Linked DNA regions of Homo sapiens: regions 1, 2, 4 and 5 are each linked to region 3. A link is a contact called in ENCODE Hi-C or POLR2A ChIA-PET data. All regions are on one chromosome and are shown on one strand. The core of a region is the stretch at or near the end of the contact, and the rest is flanking DNA. Distances in the headings are between cores, read along the strand shown.

Region 1 (2,700 bases), core at 97-2,596, 630 kb after region 3:
TAGTTTATTATAAAGGATATTACAAAGGATACAGGGGAAGAGATGTGTAGGGCAAGGTATGGGGGAGGGACGCAGAGCTTCCATGTGCTCCCCAGGCGCTCCACCCTCCAGGAGCCTCCACATGCTCATCCATCCAGAAGCTCCCGGAACCCCATCCTTCTGAGTGTTCACGGAGGCCTCATTACGAAGGCATGATTGATTCAATCATTGGCCGCTGATGATCTGCTTAACCTTCAGCCCCTCTCCCCTACCTGGAGGTTGCGGGGTGGTGCTGAACCTTGTGATTCTACCTGGTCTTCCCTGGGAACCATCCTGAAGCTGCCAGCTGGTCTGTCAATCATGAGCATCCAAAAAGACATCACTTTGGAGATTCCAAGGATTTTAGGAGTTGTGTGCCAGGAAATGGAGATGAAAACCAAGTGTATATTTCACAACATGACAGTCAGTCTCTTTCAACCCCAGTCTTACTTCCTGCCGTGCTGCCGGCCTCAGCCCCCCGCGCCCCAGGGCCTTTGAACACATTGCCGGTTGCCTGCAGCGATCGCCTCTGCCTGCTGGGTTTGAGCCTGGTTTACTCCCCTCATCCTTCTGCGCTCAGCCCGAAGGTGTCCCCCCGAGGCAGCCCTCCTGACCTGGTCCTACGAACCGCAGGTTCTGTCCTGCCACTGGTCCCCTTTGTCACACCTGTCACTTCCTGTGTTTCACGTTTACTGATGTGGTCTTGCACTTGTGCAGTCCCATGAGGGCAAGGACTGTGTCTGGCTTTGTCCTCCACGGGACCCCAGCGCCAAGTCCACAGGGAGCACCCAATGCTGAATGAATGAATGAGTGACCGGCAAGGGAGGTTTATTTTGTCATGTTGGGGGTCAAAGGTTGCTGGGCGGACCACATGGGTGAGGTTGGGTGGGGAGGGAAGCAGAGATGACCCCTTGGAAGAAGGGGTAGGAGGCGGGGAGGTGGGTGTGGGGTGCTGTATAAGGATGGCAAGTGCTTCCAGGGGTGACAAGCCAACCTAGAGCACCAGGCAGCAGAAAAAGGCTGACACCCTCACGCCCCACTTCCACTTAGGGAGAGGCCAGGCCTCCGGGAAAGCCAGCTCCCCGTTGCTAGGAGAGCCCCAAGGGAAGCTTCATCAGCTGCTGAGTTGGTCACAGTGGAAACCCATGTGGTGGGTGGGAGGGGTTTGAGGCACAGGGGTTTGGGTGGTGGCTTCAGGATGGAGACTTGTGTCCAGATCATGAGGGGTGGCCCCAGGGATGACCACCTCCAAACAGGAAGCAGACAAAGGCACAGATGGCAGAAGCGGAGGCAGAGAATGGGCTGCAGGGGCTTCCCCAGAGGGAGAGCCGAGCAAGGGGACAGGCTGGAAACACTCAGCCTCCATGGCCTGAAGCACAGACAGCTGGTCTCACACGCAGGCCGGGCAGCCACACCACCTAGAACAAGGGGCATGTCCGCAGGGCAGGCCTCAGGACGCCCCGGGCTGGCCCTGCCATCAGCCTAGAAAGACGGCCCAGGCTTTCCCGGTAGGGAGCACGTCCAGCCAGGTCCTGGGCAGGAGCTGAGACTCCCTGGCTGGCCTGAGAGGGGATGATCGAGTGCAGGCCCAGCCCGGGACTTCCCCACTCCTCCCCGCCACCCAGCGGAACCAGCTGGGCGTGAGAAAAGAAGAGAAGTGAATCAAGAGCCCAGAGCATGAGGCTGGACCAGCCCTTACACCACATGCAAAAATCAACTCAACTTGCATCAAAGACCTAAACTCAAGAGCTAAAACCACAAAACTCTTAGAAGAAAACACAGGGGAAAAGCTTCCTGACGTTGCATTTGGCAATGATTTCTTGGATATGGCGCCAAAAGCACAGGCAACAGAAGAACAAATAGATAAAGTGGAACGTCATAGAAGTTTAAAATATTTGCATATCAGCCTGGGTGCGGTGACTCACGCCTGTAACTCCGGCACTTTGGGAGGCCGAGACGGGTGGATTACTTGAGGTCAGGAGTTCGAGACCAACTTAGTCAACACAGTGAAACCCCGTCTCTACTAAAAATACAAAAATTAGCTGGGTGTGGTGGCGGGTGCCTGTAATCCCAACTACTCAGGAGGCTGAGGCAGGAAAATCGCTGGAACCAGGGAGGCGGAGGTTGCAGTGAGCCAAGATCATGCCACTGCACTCCAGCCTGGGCAACAGAGTCAGACTCCATCTCAAAAAAAAAAAAAAAAATTGCATATCAAAGGGCACTAACAACGTGGGGAGAAGGCAATCCATGGAATGGCAGCAAATCATAGGTCAGATATGGGATTAGTATCTGGATATTAATCTACAGATCTCCTAACACTCAGCAACAACAATCATCCAAATCAAACACAGGTAAAGGACTTGGACAGACATTTCTGCAAGAATATGTGCAAATGAGCAATAAACACGAAAAGATGCTCAACATCACTAACCACTGGGGAATTGCAAATCAAAACCACAAGGAGAGACCCCTCACAACCATGAGCTCTGGGCAGGTAGGAAGACGCCTGGTGGGGAGTTGCCGGCTCCATGCTGTCCCCAGAATTCCTGCAGGGGCTAAGCCCGACCCCGACACCTCACCAGGAGCACAGAAACGAGTGGAAAAGGCCAAAGGCCACCCCAAAGGGCCAGAGGGGTCCAGCAAGGAGTCTGGGACATGGAACCATGCTGTGCATCCAGACAC
Region 2 (2,700 bases), core at 138-2,637, 570 kb after region 3:
GTTTGAGACCAGCCTGGTCAACATGGTGAAACCCTGTCTCTACTAAAAAATATGTGAGCTGGCAACTCCAAGTCCCCAGCAGCCTCCGAATGGAGGCTTTCCTCTTGTAGGATTCTCAAATCCTACAAATATGAGTGTCTGTAATCCAGCTACTCAGGAGGCTGAGGCATGAGAATCACCTGAACCTGGGAGGCAGAGGTTGCAGTGAACCAAGAACGTGCCACCGCCACTTCAGCCTGGGACACAGTGAAACTCTGTCAAAAAAAAAAAAAAAAAAAGGTGGGGGTCTCCCTATGTTGCCCAGGCTGGTCTCAAACTCCTGGGCTTAAGGAATCCTCCTGCCTCAGCCTCCCAGAGTGTTGGGATTACGGGCACGAGCCCATGAACTTTAAAAAATAACATCTATTGCTTTGTTCCTGACTGTAAAAGGAATTTAGGCACAAAGCCGAAAATTTGCAAAATGCACAAAAACAAAGGGAAAAAATCTATAAACCCACAACCCAGGTAACTTCCATCAATATTCTGACAAATGTCTTTCCACTCTTTACTGGGGAGTGTGTGTGTGTGTGTGTGTGTGTGTGTGTGTGTGTGTGTGTGTGTTTAAACAGGTTCATACAGTGATGATGTTGGGTGCTTTCCTCCATGTGGCGCCATGTGGCTGAGGTCCCTACACATTTTGGGCCCGTTCTCTCGATTCCTCTGTAGTTCTGATGTTCTGATTCCAGATATGTCATTCTTGGCTCGGACTGTTCAGGAGAATCATTTCTGGATCTTGCTAAAAAATGGACTGCTGGTCCCCAACTCTTGGTGGTTCTGGCTCAGGAGGGCTGGGTAAGCCTGGGCACCCCGGAGTGTTTCTGGGGCGCTGCAGGTGTGAACCTCTGCCCTCCTGAAGACTCACAAGCCTCATCTCCCCCATCCCCTCCTTCCTCCCCGAGAATCCTACAAGAGGAAAGCCTCCATTCGGAGGCTGCTAGGGACTCGGAGTTGCCAGCTCACAGCCCCACCCTGCCCCCACCTCCCCGGGAGTTATCCAAGGACAATGTCCAGCCTCAGCTGCCAAGTCTCAGCTCCAGGGTCAGTCACACACTGAAGGACATGCAGAAGTCGCCGTGTGCTGGGCACTGCTGAGGACAAAGGCCTGAATGACAAGCGGGAACAAAGTCACAAGGTCCCAAAACCTGCCCGAGGTCCCACAGTCAGGGCCTCGGAAATCCATGAAAAAAGCCAGTTTAATACCCTGCCACGGAACACAGGCAGGAGAGGGAGCAGCCCCCAGCCAGCCCCCAGCCAGCCTCCCGCCAGCCTCTTTGCGAATCACCCCACTCCGGGTCACAGTCAGGGCAGCCGCCGCCTTCCTCCCTGCTCGACAGCCCTTGAGGGCAGGAGCCAGCTTGCCCATCATTGTCCCCTCTCCACTAGGGCCTGGCACCCTGCCTGGCATGTAGTAGAAGCCTAAGAAGGGCTCACTGTGTTCATTCTGCAATAGTCAATGTGTATGAGTGCTTACCATACCTGAAGACAGTGATTTACTCTTGTCCCCATTGCACAGATGGGAAACTGAGGCACTGAGAGGCTGATGACTCCCCCACATTGCCGTGTGGGCAAGGGCAAGGCCAGATGTGAGCCGGCACGCTGGGCCATCGCGCCCTCTGCCTACACTCCGCCCTGGGCCTGGGAAGGCTACCCTCGGAGATCCCCACGATGCTGACACCTCGCTCAGCCCCTCCGTGCACCCTCTCCCACGCCTCCCAGCCACCCAAAGTACCAGCCAGGTAGCACTGTTATTCTGGTTTTGCAAACTCAGTCATTGAGTGGAAGAGCAGCCAGGCTGAAGTGGGGCAGAGGCAGCCCCCGTCAGACCCCAGGGTCGGGACCCTCAGCCATCCCCACTCTCCAAGGACTAGTAGACAGAGATTTCCATCGTGCTCAGCCAGGGGCCAGGGAACAGGTCTCCACAGTGGGGGAGTGATGGATGGATGCAGGTGCGGACTGGGAGGACCCGGGCCGGCCTTCCAGCGCTGGAGCCTCAGCAGCCCAATCTACCTTGTTGGGCTCTCGTGGGGATTAAAAGACACCTTGTATACAAAGTACCAGCCCAGGGCCTGGCACCTAGGAGGTGCTCAATTAAAGGAAATGGTTATGAAAAATAACAAGGAGAAGCTCAGTCACAGGAGGTGCCTGTGGGTAAGGAGAGAACAGCTGGAAGGGCCTGGACTTGGGTCAGAGACAAAGAATGCAAGAGGGAGGGAGGGAGAGAAGGAGGGAGGGAGAGAAAGAGGGAGGGAAAGAAAGAGGGAGGGAGAGAGGGAGGGTAGGGCAGGCAACAGCTGGCTCCAGGGCAGCTGTGTGCAGGAGCCTGCTTCATCATTTAAATATTAGGAGAGATGTAAATATTTGAGTGAGGTCCTCCCAGCCTGGCCTTGCTGTGGCCACAGCCAGGGCTGGAGAAAGAGTTCCTCCCTCACCAGGGTCTCCGTTCTGTGCCCCCTACCCCAGCTGTCCCAAGATTCCATGTTTCCGGGCCAGGAGTAGGGGTCTGAGAGCAGCAACCAGGCAGGGCAGCGGGGCTAGGGAGGGACCCCGCCTTTGCTTCCACCCTCCTCCCTCGCCTTTGCCTCCACCCTCCTCCCTCTGCACAGTACTGGGCCTGCAAAGGTGCGAATGAAGGATCTCCTCCCCCACCCGACCCCAAGGGGC
Region 3 (2,730 bases), core at 103-2,602:
ACAACATCCAAGCAGCAAGCCTTCATTTTTGCTAAGATCCCCAAAGCTCCGTGTAACATGCTTGCCAGTTATTTCTTCCCCAGGTTAACAGGCAGGGAACCCCCACATCCACATCTGCACATTTTCATAGCTACGAATCAATTAATTAAATCTCGTCCTCAAGGTAAAGGTGCAAAGGAGGCACCGCTTAAAGCAGAGGCGGCAACCAGGCGCTCGGGTTACGTTATCTGATAACAGGACAGATGTTGTACGGCTCGTTTTCCTCATACGCATTACTCCGCAGTCCGCAGCACCGTTAGAAAATCCACCTGATTTCAGAGCCGCAGAGCGCCCAGGGGTCCTTCTCCGCCCACCCGCAGCACGCCCCGGGTTTTTCTCTTCCCCCAAACAACGGCACCGGGCTCCTGCACCAAAACACGGCGGGTTCGCGCCTGCCATCACCAGTGCAAAATCTGCGGGGGGCTGCCCGGAAAGGACCGAATTTCACCGCTGCATGAGTTTTAAAAGGGAGGGGGCACATCCATCTTCAGCCCTCCATTCCACTCCCGTTTGATTGTGATGCACACCGGGCGTCTGCACAGCCCCGTCTCACACTAGCACACACGCGCCCCGGCCCCGGCCGCTTCCCGCCGCTCCCCTCAAACCCGGCCGGCCCGGGGCCTGGCGCCGCACGCGGGTCGCTAGGGGCCAGCGCCCGCCCCGGCTCGGCTCGGCCGAACAAAGGGCCCGCGAACCTCCCGGCAAAGTTGCGGCTGCGGCGAGGAGCGGGCGGACTGCCGCGCTCACCTGGGCTCCGTCCCCGGCGGCGGCGGCGGCTCCGCGGGGCTCCGGTGGCGCGGGCCTGGCGGCGGCGGCGGCACGAACAACCGCCCGAGGGCCTCGGGAGTGCGCGGGCGGCGGGGGCCCGCTCAGCGCCGGCGCCACGGACTCAGGTCCCGGCGCGGGCGGCGGCGGCGGCTGCGGCGGCGGCGCGGGCGAGTGGGCGGCGGCGCGTCCCGGCAGGTCCAGGTCCGGCCCCGGCAACGCCGCGACGCGTCCTCCTCCTCACGCCCGGCGGGATGCGGCTCCGGCGGGGTCCGGGTCCTAGGCGGCGGCGGCGGCGGCGGTGGCAGCTGCGGACGGCTGGGCGCGGGGCCGCTCCGCTCCCTCCGCCTCCGGCTCGGGCGGGCCCGCGGCTACTGCGACGGTGACGGCGGCGGGAGCGCGGCGGGCGCTGGGACTGCCCTGTCAGGGGGCGGCCCGGGCGGCGCTCAAGACTGCGCGGCGGCGGGGCCGGCGGCGGCGGCTACGGCTCCCGGGGCCGTCGCGCTGAGGTGCGGAGCTGCCACCGCGGCCATCTTGTTGCTCTAACTGACAAGAACCCCCCTCCCCCCGCTTCAGCCAGACGGGGCGCTCGCGCCCCCTTCCCCGCCCCGCGTTGGCCTCCAACAGGAAGTCGTCCCGGCCCCTAGCACGTGACTCCCACCGTATCTGCATACCGGAGGGCGAACTGGCCAATCGGCACTCTGCACCTGAGCTCCTCCCCCGCGCGCCCCTCCCGGCCCATTGGCTCCTCGGCCAGGCCACGCCTCCTCCTTTCCCCTTAATACCCGCCCGCGCTGTGGTTCCCTGCACCGCGCGGGGAGCGCGCCGGGGTGCGAGCGGTGCGCGCTCCGAGTGGCCGGGACGCGCGCCAGTCCTGGGAGCTTGCACTGCTCGGGGGGGTTACGTGGAGACTTGCGTGGTGTCCTTTACCGCCGCCGCCTGCCCTCCGGTCCCTGGGCGCTGTGGCTCCGCGTTAGGGTGCTGGCGGGAGGGGTGCCGATCCGGTTCTGCGCGTCCGGTGGGTTCTCCGGGCCAGCGCCCCGCGGCGCCCGGGCTTTATGCTGTAATTGCGCCCGGCGGCGCCCGGCGCCCGCACCGGCGCGCGTCTCGCCCGTGCCGTGCACACGCCCTGCACCGCCCCACTTTGCACACGCACACGCACACGAGTCCTTGGGGCCCTGGAGCATCGTGCTCGCCTCGCGCCTCCCGGCCCGCCCTTGCGCTCAGTCGCTCCCCAGGGAGCGCCCAGCTGCGAGCAAAACAAGCCTCGCTGCGAAACAGTCCCCCGGGGAGACAGCCCTTTCCCCGGAGCACAGACACCACACCTTCACCGCGCAAGCCTTCGGTCCGGGCCGAACCCGGGCGCTCCGGCGCCTACGCACCCCACGATTCCTCCCCGGTGCTCCGTACGCCGCCGTGATCCTCCATTCCACGGCTCCTCGATATCCATTATTCATTAGTGGTAGGTAAGGTCAGGCGCAATGTGCAATTCGAAAAGTCCCTTTTTAACTTTCGGTTCAAGCCAGGAGAAGATTTTGAAACCAAGAATTTTCTCCATTTTCATGCAAGGTCGCAGAAGCAGGCTAGCTTTTCCCCCATCGTTCAGTGGAGGATCAGCAGTGCTACTTGGAAGTTGGTATTGGAAGAGGCCATTCCCTGTCTACGTGTCCCTGTCTTGAAGAGGAGATAATAACACACTAGTACTTTCGCAATGCAATTTTGTTACCGCAAGTGTCATGCTTTGAAACGACTGTGGATGAAAGAGACAAATTCCCCGCTCTCGTTTCCCTTCAGGGTCCCATGAGCTCCTTTCTTCTTACTGCCATATTTTAAGCCCTCCGGTAGTCAGATTCACAACCAGCCTCTAAAGGGTCGTCAAATGTCTGTTGTATCGTGTTGTGTATTTCCCCTCCCGAGAACCCACAT
Region 4 (2,700 bases), core at 111-2,610, 530 kb after region 3:
GCTCCCCTGCCGGCCTGGTCTCCTCCTGTTCCAGCCTGACTGCCCCTATGGGCTCCAACAAGTTCCTGACCAGGACTGAGGCAGAACAGACAGGGCTCAAGACCCTGCAGGCAGGCACAGAGTGTGGATGGCAAAAGGAGATGCTCCAGGCCCCCTGCCGTCCTTCCCTCCCCGAAGGCTGACAATGTCAACCTACAGAAGAAGCTGTTCTTCCCGGCCTCGGATCCCATCTCAATACAGTGTATGAGGCAGCTGTGCCCAAGGGGTGTGACCACTCCTGCAGATGGAACCCATTCACTGTGCCCAGCCCATTGCCAGAGCCCGGAGGACGGGGGAAGTGAGGTGGGGCATCTCCCACAGTGAAGGGAAAACCCAGTCTAGCTATTTTTTCTTGTGTTGCTTCTGGAACTCACCCTGTCATGGCTCTACCCTAACTCAGCTTCCCAAAGCCTCAGAGAGCTTTGTCCTTTCCCCTGCATCCCATCTCGTCCACTTGTGCTGGGTTAGTCCCCCAGAAGCCCCGTCTCCTGTCACTCCCAGGGCACCAAGGCTGGTTGGTGGGTTTAGGGATTCCCATCTTCTGATCCAGCCCCAGTGGCTCACCCCACACTCACCGGCACTCACAGGTGTGTCTCCCACCTCCGGCCTCTGCACAGGCGGCCCCACATTCTGGGAGCTCAGCCTCCCCCAAGGACTCACGCCAGAGCACAGGGACCTCTGTCTCTGACTCCTTCTTAGCTCCAATCACGAGCAGTCCATGTCATAGCAATTCCTTAGCTGCTTGTAGCTGTCTGCTAAGTTATGATAATGGCCTTTGCCCTCTAATCTAATGTCTGCATACAGACAAATCGCCACATTCTAAGCAGACCAGATACCACTTCCTCCAGGAAGTCTTCCCTGACTGCTCCAGTTGGACAGAGGCTTCCCTCCTTTGTGCTCCCCTAATGCTTAACAGGCATTCACTGAGCACCCGTGACATGCAAGGCACCCACAACACAAGTCAGTGTCCCCTGCCCTCCCAGAGGGCATATGAACAAATAAACGGCAAGACTCTCCAATACTCATCCATGCCCCATAGAAAGCCACCCACAGGCATGGGAGGGCTGTTTTAACTGCGGGTGACAGGGAGGCCTCTCCAAGATGGCAGCGCTTCAGCAAGACCTGAATGAGGCGGCCAGGAGGTCTAGGGAGGGACTTTCCAGGAGGGAACAAGTGAATATTCTTCCGTGAGGATGAGCCCTCATGTTCCAGGAGCAGCCAGGCCAGGGGACCGGTGCAGTGAACAGGGGCTGAGGGGAGTGGCCAGGTGACGTAGGGTCTCACAGGCCGCCCCACGATGAGTCAGCGCCCCAAGCACAGCAGACACCCAGGGAAGGTTTAGGCTGGGGAGTGATCTGAACAGATTCTCCATCCAGGAGCTCACCGGGGCTCCTGGGCTCACGCTGTTGCGCCACTGCATGCCTCCGGGGGCTCGGGGGGGCACCCTTTACACCATCATCACAGGCAGCACTCCTGGGGGAGGTGTGCTGTGCAGGGGACTCGCTGGCCACCCTGTCGGGCAAACCACAGGGGACTGTGTAGGACAGGCGGTCAGTTCAGGAGGGACAACTACCCAAGCAGGGGTCAGAGGGCACTCGGATTCGGGAGGAGTGCTCAACTTCTCAGGCCCAGGCAACCAGAGGTGGGGGGCGGGGTGCTGCTTCCTGACATGGGAGGCCTGGGGGCCTGGCTGCATTTCCTGGTGTGGAGGTGCTGGGAGGTGTGGAGGCCTCCTCCTGAGGCTGGGACCCTCTGGCCATCCTGACCCACTGTTCCGATCCTATCCTCCAGTCTGAGGGCATGGCCTGAACTCACAGCCGCACACACTCCCCTCTGCACAGGGCCCTGCGGGGCCGGCACAGCAGCCTCTCCTCTACAGATCAGGATGCTCAGCTCCAGGAGGGCTGGGACTGTCCAAGACCGCACAACCAGGGTCAGACACAGCTGGGCCAACCTTGTGACTTCTGGCTCCACGCACAGATTCTAAGCACACAGGTAAAACTCTGCTGGCTGGGAGGGTTGGGGGGTAGATGAGCGGGGGGCAGCTTCCTCTTAGCCTCCCAACATGCCAGGTCCCTGGGTGGGAGGGGGCACAAAGACCCTACCTTTCCCAAGAGACAGAGAAAGAGGCAGTGGAGGGTCCCTCTCTGGCTGAGGCTCCAGGTCCTGAGTGGTGAATGCAACCCCACTTGGAGGCTGGAAGTCAGGCGGCCTTGGGGGTGTGCGAGGCCCGCCAGCTCAGCTGCAGCTCCTTCCATGTAAGGGAACCCCCCCCAGGCAGCGTCCCCATGACCAGAGAGGGGGCCAGGAAGAGGTGAGGGCTGTATCCAGAGTGACACTCGGGTGGGCTTCACCCTGGGGACACGGTCACATCCCCCTCCCGGACCTCTGAAGCCCTCAGGTGCGGGTCAAGGGCTCTCAGCTGCAGGCAGGAGAGGGCCCCACAGCCACAGATCTGGGGAGTCCAGCTTGCAAAGCCCAGAGGCTTCCGGAGGCCGCTGGCCCGGCTTCCTGTGCAGCTGGGTTTTCCTGGGAGGCCCTCCTCCGGCACTCTCAGTCCCCAGCCCGCACGACCTCCCACAGCTGGGCCCATCTTCCCAGGCCCGGGTCACATGGTGCAGGTCAGTGGGGCTCTGGGGGAGGGCAGGGCGCCAGGAACAG
Region 5 (2,724 bases), core at 95-2,594, 550 kb after region 3:
GTAAGGGTTGTGTTGGCTTTTGTTTATGTGCTTGTTTAACACGAATCCCCCAGGCGCTCCACCCTGCTTCACGAATCATCACTGTCCACTCTAACCACGCTGCACAGGAAGAATTGTGCCCACTTCCACAATGAGAAAACGGACCAGAGAGGAAAGCCACTAGGCAGGGCAGGGGCGGCAGCCCAGGCAGTGTGAGGGCAAAGCCGGTGCTCCTCTGCCATTTCCCCACACACGAGTGGGCAAGGCATTACAGGAGTCTATATCTTAACCTCTGCGGGCCATTTTGGAAGGCGGCAGATGGAATCAGTGATTTCCAGGGCCATTTCCAGTTCCAGGTTTCAGACAGGGGCCGTGGAGTGGAATCGAGCTTGACCCAGGTGTGCTGATGGTAGCCATGTAACTGTGGACAAATCACTTTCCCCCTCACCTGCACTGGATGAGACCGGGAATCTCCACTCTGGGTTCTTTAAGAGTCCTGGGGCTCCACAGAGTACACCCAGTAGCAGCAGTGGGATGGGGGGACAGGGTCAGGGGAGCTCCATGCCTCCCTCAACTTTAATCAGAGCATCTCCACTTTAACCCCTTCCTGGGCCCAGTGTTCAGAGAGAACGGGAAGGAAGCTCAGCCCTGGCCATGGGCTACTCTAGCCTGTCAGTTACAGCCCATACCCCAGGAGCCCCCCTTGGACTGAAGGAGACAGAGTCACTTATAACACCCACAGAAAACCCCGGAGAGGAAGTGGAGTCCAACTGAGGAAGCGCCTCCCTGCAGCTCTCAGAAATGAGGTCACAGGTGAGACAGTGTGTCAGGGTGGACCACATGGCATCCTCCCAGGCTGTCTGCTGGAATCCAGGGTCTGGTTAGGGGCTGCCCACACTTTGGGCCCCGAGGCGGGGAGTCTGAGTGCGCTCCTCCAGGGCTGAATGTGCCCTCTGTCCACACCGCACAGAGCATGGCTGTCTGGCCGCGGCGCGCCCCTCCGGACAGGCTCGCCATTGTGCAGACCCTCAATCCCGGCAGCTGTCCCGGGCCTGGGAGGCGGCGGGTACAGACACAGCTCCTCTCTCTTCTGGCAGCTGCTCTGACTTCCTGGGACAAGTGCTGAGAGGCGGCCTCACCCAGTGCCATGTGTCTGGGGGCCGGGGCTCCATCCTGGGGCCAGGCTGGGTGGTCAGGGCCACAGAGCTGCAGGGGGCGGAGCAGAGAAACCGCCCCCAGCGCCTGCCTCCTGGCCCCACCCTTCCCCGCAGCTGCGCTCTATTTAAGGTATTCCACAGCTGCTCGGCACCCGCTGCATTCCCGGACCAGCCCTCCTTTCCTCTCACCACTGCACGGTGCTTGGCAGGCCGGCGAGGGGAGGGGTTCTCTTCCTGGGCTCTGGAGCCAGGCTCTGTTCTCTGGCCCCACCCCGTCCCACCACGAAGGAGACACACCGGGCCTGGCCAATCCTCCCGCATTGATTCCTGTTCCCCCAGCACATGCGGGACTTCCCACTCTAGACCTAGGTCTGAGAGGCTCCAGGGACAGTTCGGAGAAGGAGGGTACTTGTTCTTAGAAGGGGAAAGAGAAAGAGACCCAATCCCAAAGTAAAAGGGGACCTGGGTGCCCTCTGCAAGCAGCTCAGGAAAATGGGAGGAGGTGGGAGCAGCGGGACCTTCCGAGTAAGGCATCCCGGCAGGAACGTCAGTGCCTTCTGGACACCTCCAGAAGCAGAAGCACACAGCCCCACAGAAAAATCCTGCAGGCTCAGGACCCGAGGCATGACACGATCCAAACTCACTGCTTCATCAGACACCAGTGAGTCCCTCGACGCTTACCAAGGCCCCCTGCCTTACACCTGGTACTGGACGAACCTGCACACCCTGCCTCAGGGAGTCCACAGTCCAGGGATAGGCTCAGAGCCTATGTGGGGTGTCCTGTAAACACGGGGCCAGAAGCTGGGCTGTCTATGGGGCCCTTCCTCCCTAAATCACAGTGGTCACCCTCTCCCCAACTTCACAGTCCCTGATCCCCACCAGGAACTTCTGGGGCCCAGTAGGTGTCCCTCCCTTGCAGGCTGATGCCCGCCCTCCCCACCCCCCACTCAGGCTCAGCTCTGACCCCACTTTCCCCAAAGCCACCTCTTCACTGCTCTGTGTTGGGTGGTTCCAGGGAGCCCTGTGCTTTGATTAACCCTATACTCAACGCTGTACTGGCAGCCCTGCTGTCTGTGCTGAGATTCCTCCCTGTTCTGCCCCTGGAACACACGGCCCGGTGCGGACCAAGTATGCGAAGAGCCACGCCCACCATCATCAGCTCGGGGGGGCCTGACCCCCTGCTCCCTCAACGCTCCACCCACATGACAAAGATTTCCAGACCCTCTGGGTCACAGGAAAACTACTGAGACATGCTGCCATGTCTACCCCGCCCCAATTTCACATCCATGTTCACAAGTGGCCCCAGAACCACTGTGGACTCCCTTCTTGGTTCTTGGGGTGGGTGGATACATGAGAGCTCAGCCCCCAGCCACCTCTGCAGATGCCTCTTTGACAGATCAAGAAATTGAGGCTGGGAGGGGTGGAATGATAGTTCAGAACCAGTTGACTCATGGGGCAGAGCTGGGACATGCCCAGAACTGAGCTGGGCACTGGGCCTGGCCTCCCTCTTGCCCCCAGTGAGCATCCCAAGAAGGCAGAGAACCAGACCCATGAACGAGCGCTGAGCACCCGCCTTATAAGGCAGCTC

Evidence for each region. Hi-C counts contacts between places; a loop is a spot of excess contacts on that map. ChIA-PET counts read pairs that join two places held with the same protein, here RNA polymerase II (POLR2A). Pooled maps may share reads with other maps.
Region 1: a map of B cell shows a loop between it and region 3 (13-fold over the local background). The contact joins the enhancer-like site here to the promoter of TNRC6C in region 3. A Hi-C loop is called at or near these places in 5 of 168 maps with a recorded cell type or tissue (B cell, CD8-positive, alpha-beta T cell, GM12878 and 2 more), 11 of 37 single-sample maps with no recorded cell type and 20 of 50 pooled maps. POLR2A ChIA-PET finds 5 or more read pairs at or near these places in 12 of 52 experiments (A549, AG04449, AG04450 and 9 more).
Region 2: POLR2A ChIA-PET joins it to region 3 with 11 read pairs in naive thymus-derived CD8-positive, alpha-beta T cell. The contact joins the enhancer-like site here to the promoter of TNRC6C in region 3. A Hi-C loop is called at or near these places in 1 of 168 maps with a recorded cell type or tissue (naive thymus-derived CD4-positive, alpha-beta T cell) and 7 of 50 pooled maps. POLR2A ChIA-PET finds 5 or more read pairs at or near these places in 14 of 52 experiments (BJ, CD4-positive, alpha-beta T cell, CD4-positive, alpha-beta memory T cell and 9 more).
Region 4: a map of sigmoid colon shows a loop between it and region 3 (5-fold over the local background). The contact joins the enhancer-like site here to the promoter of TNRC6C in region 3. A Hi-C loop is called at or near these places in 2 of 168 maps with a recorded cell type or tissue (ascending aorta and sigmoid colon), 2 of 37 single-sample maps with no recorded cell type and 8 of 50 pooled maps. POLR2A ChIA-PET finds 5 or more read pairs at or near these places in 18 of 52 experiments (A549, AG04449, AG04450 and 14 more).
Region 5: a loop to region 3 is called in a map of B cell, with 3 times the contacts of the local background. The contact joins the enhancer-like site here to the promoter of TNRC6C in region 3. A Hi-C loop is called at or near these places in 1 of 168 maps with a recorded cell type or tissue (B cell), 2 of 37 single-sample maps with no recorded cell type and 5 of 50 pooled maps. POLR2A ChIA-PET finds 5 or more read pairs at or near these places in 11 of 52 experiments (CD4-positive, alpha-beta T cell, CD4-positive, alpha-beta memory T cell, H1 and 8 more).

What each region holds. Positions count from the first base shown.
Region 1 is chr17:77,324,342-77,327,041 of GRCh38, reverse strand. All of the region lies in intron 2 of SEPTIN9 (septin 9), which reads right to left. Among named protein-coding and RNA genes, the nearest start is that of SEPTIN9-DT, 44 kb to the right of the region's middle. RefSeq lists enhancers at 199-1,117, 1,309-1,618, 1,729-1,998. Within about 2 kb of position 1,346, at least 34 of the 41 ENCODE cell types and tissues checked have a DNase peak (open chromatin) inside an H3K27ac peak, as active enhancers do; they include B cell, CD4-positive, alpha-beta T cell, CD8-positive, alpha-beta T cell and 3 more, where a contact is called at or near this core.
Region 2 is chr17:77,382,743-77,385,442 of GRCh38, reverse strand. The region is part of intron 2 of SEPTIN9 (septin 9); the gene reads right to left. Among named protein-coding and RNA genes, the nearest start is that of MIR4316, 13 kb to the left of the region's middle. RefSeq lists enhancers at 1,821-2,358, 2,359-2,700. Within about 2 kb of position 1,387, at least 20 of the 41 ENCODE cell types and tissues checked have a DNase peak (open chromatin) inside an H3K27ac peak, as active enhancers do.
Region 3 is chr17:77,957,325-77,960,054 of GRCh38, reverse strand. TNRC6C (trinucleotide repeat containing adaptor 6C) reads right to left here and starts at 1,352. Exons shown (of 23, transcript NM_001142640.2): 1 at 787-1,352. RefSeq lists enhancers at 417-975, 976-1,535 and silencers at 1,208-1,667, 1,688-1,737.
Region 4 is chr17:77,425,116-77,427,815 of GRCh38, reverse strand. The region is part of intron 3 of SEPTIN9 (septin 9); the gene reads right to left. It overlaps LOC112268199 (a long non-coding RNA gene), which reads left to right. Exons shown (of 2, transcript XR_002958141.2): 2 at 1-2,700. Among named protein-coding and RNA genes, the nearest start is that of MIR4316, 29 kb to the right of the region's middle. RefSeq lists enhancers at 345-1,253, 1,886-1,975. Within about 2 kb of position 1,360, at least 33 of the 41 ENCODE cell types and tissues checked have a DNase peak (open chromatin) inside an H3K27ac peak, as active enhancers do; they include CD4-positive, alpha-beta T cell, ascending aorta and sigmoid colon, where a contact is called at or near this core.
Region 5 is chr17:77,408,028-77,410,751 of GRCh38, reverse strand. All of the region lies in intron 3 of SEPTIN9 (septin 9), which reads right to left. Among named protein-coding and RNA genes, the nearest start is that of MIR4316, 12 kb to the right of the region's middle. RefSeq lists an enhancer at 1,034-1,538. Within about 2 kb of position 1,344, at least 24 of the 41 ENCODE cell types and tissues checked have a DNase peak (open chromatin) inside an H3K27ac peak, as active enhancers do; they include B cell, CD4-positive, alpha-beta T cell and OCI-LY7, where a contact is called at or near this core.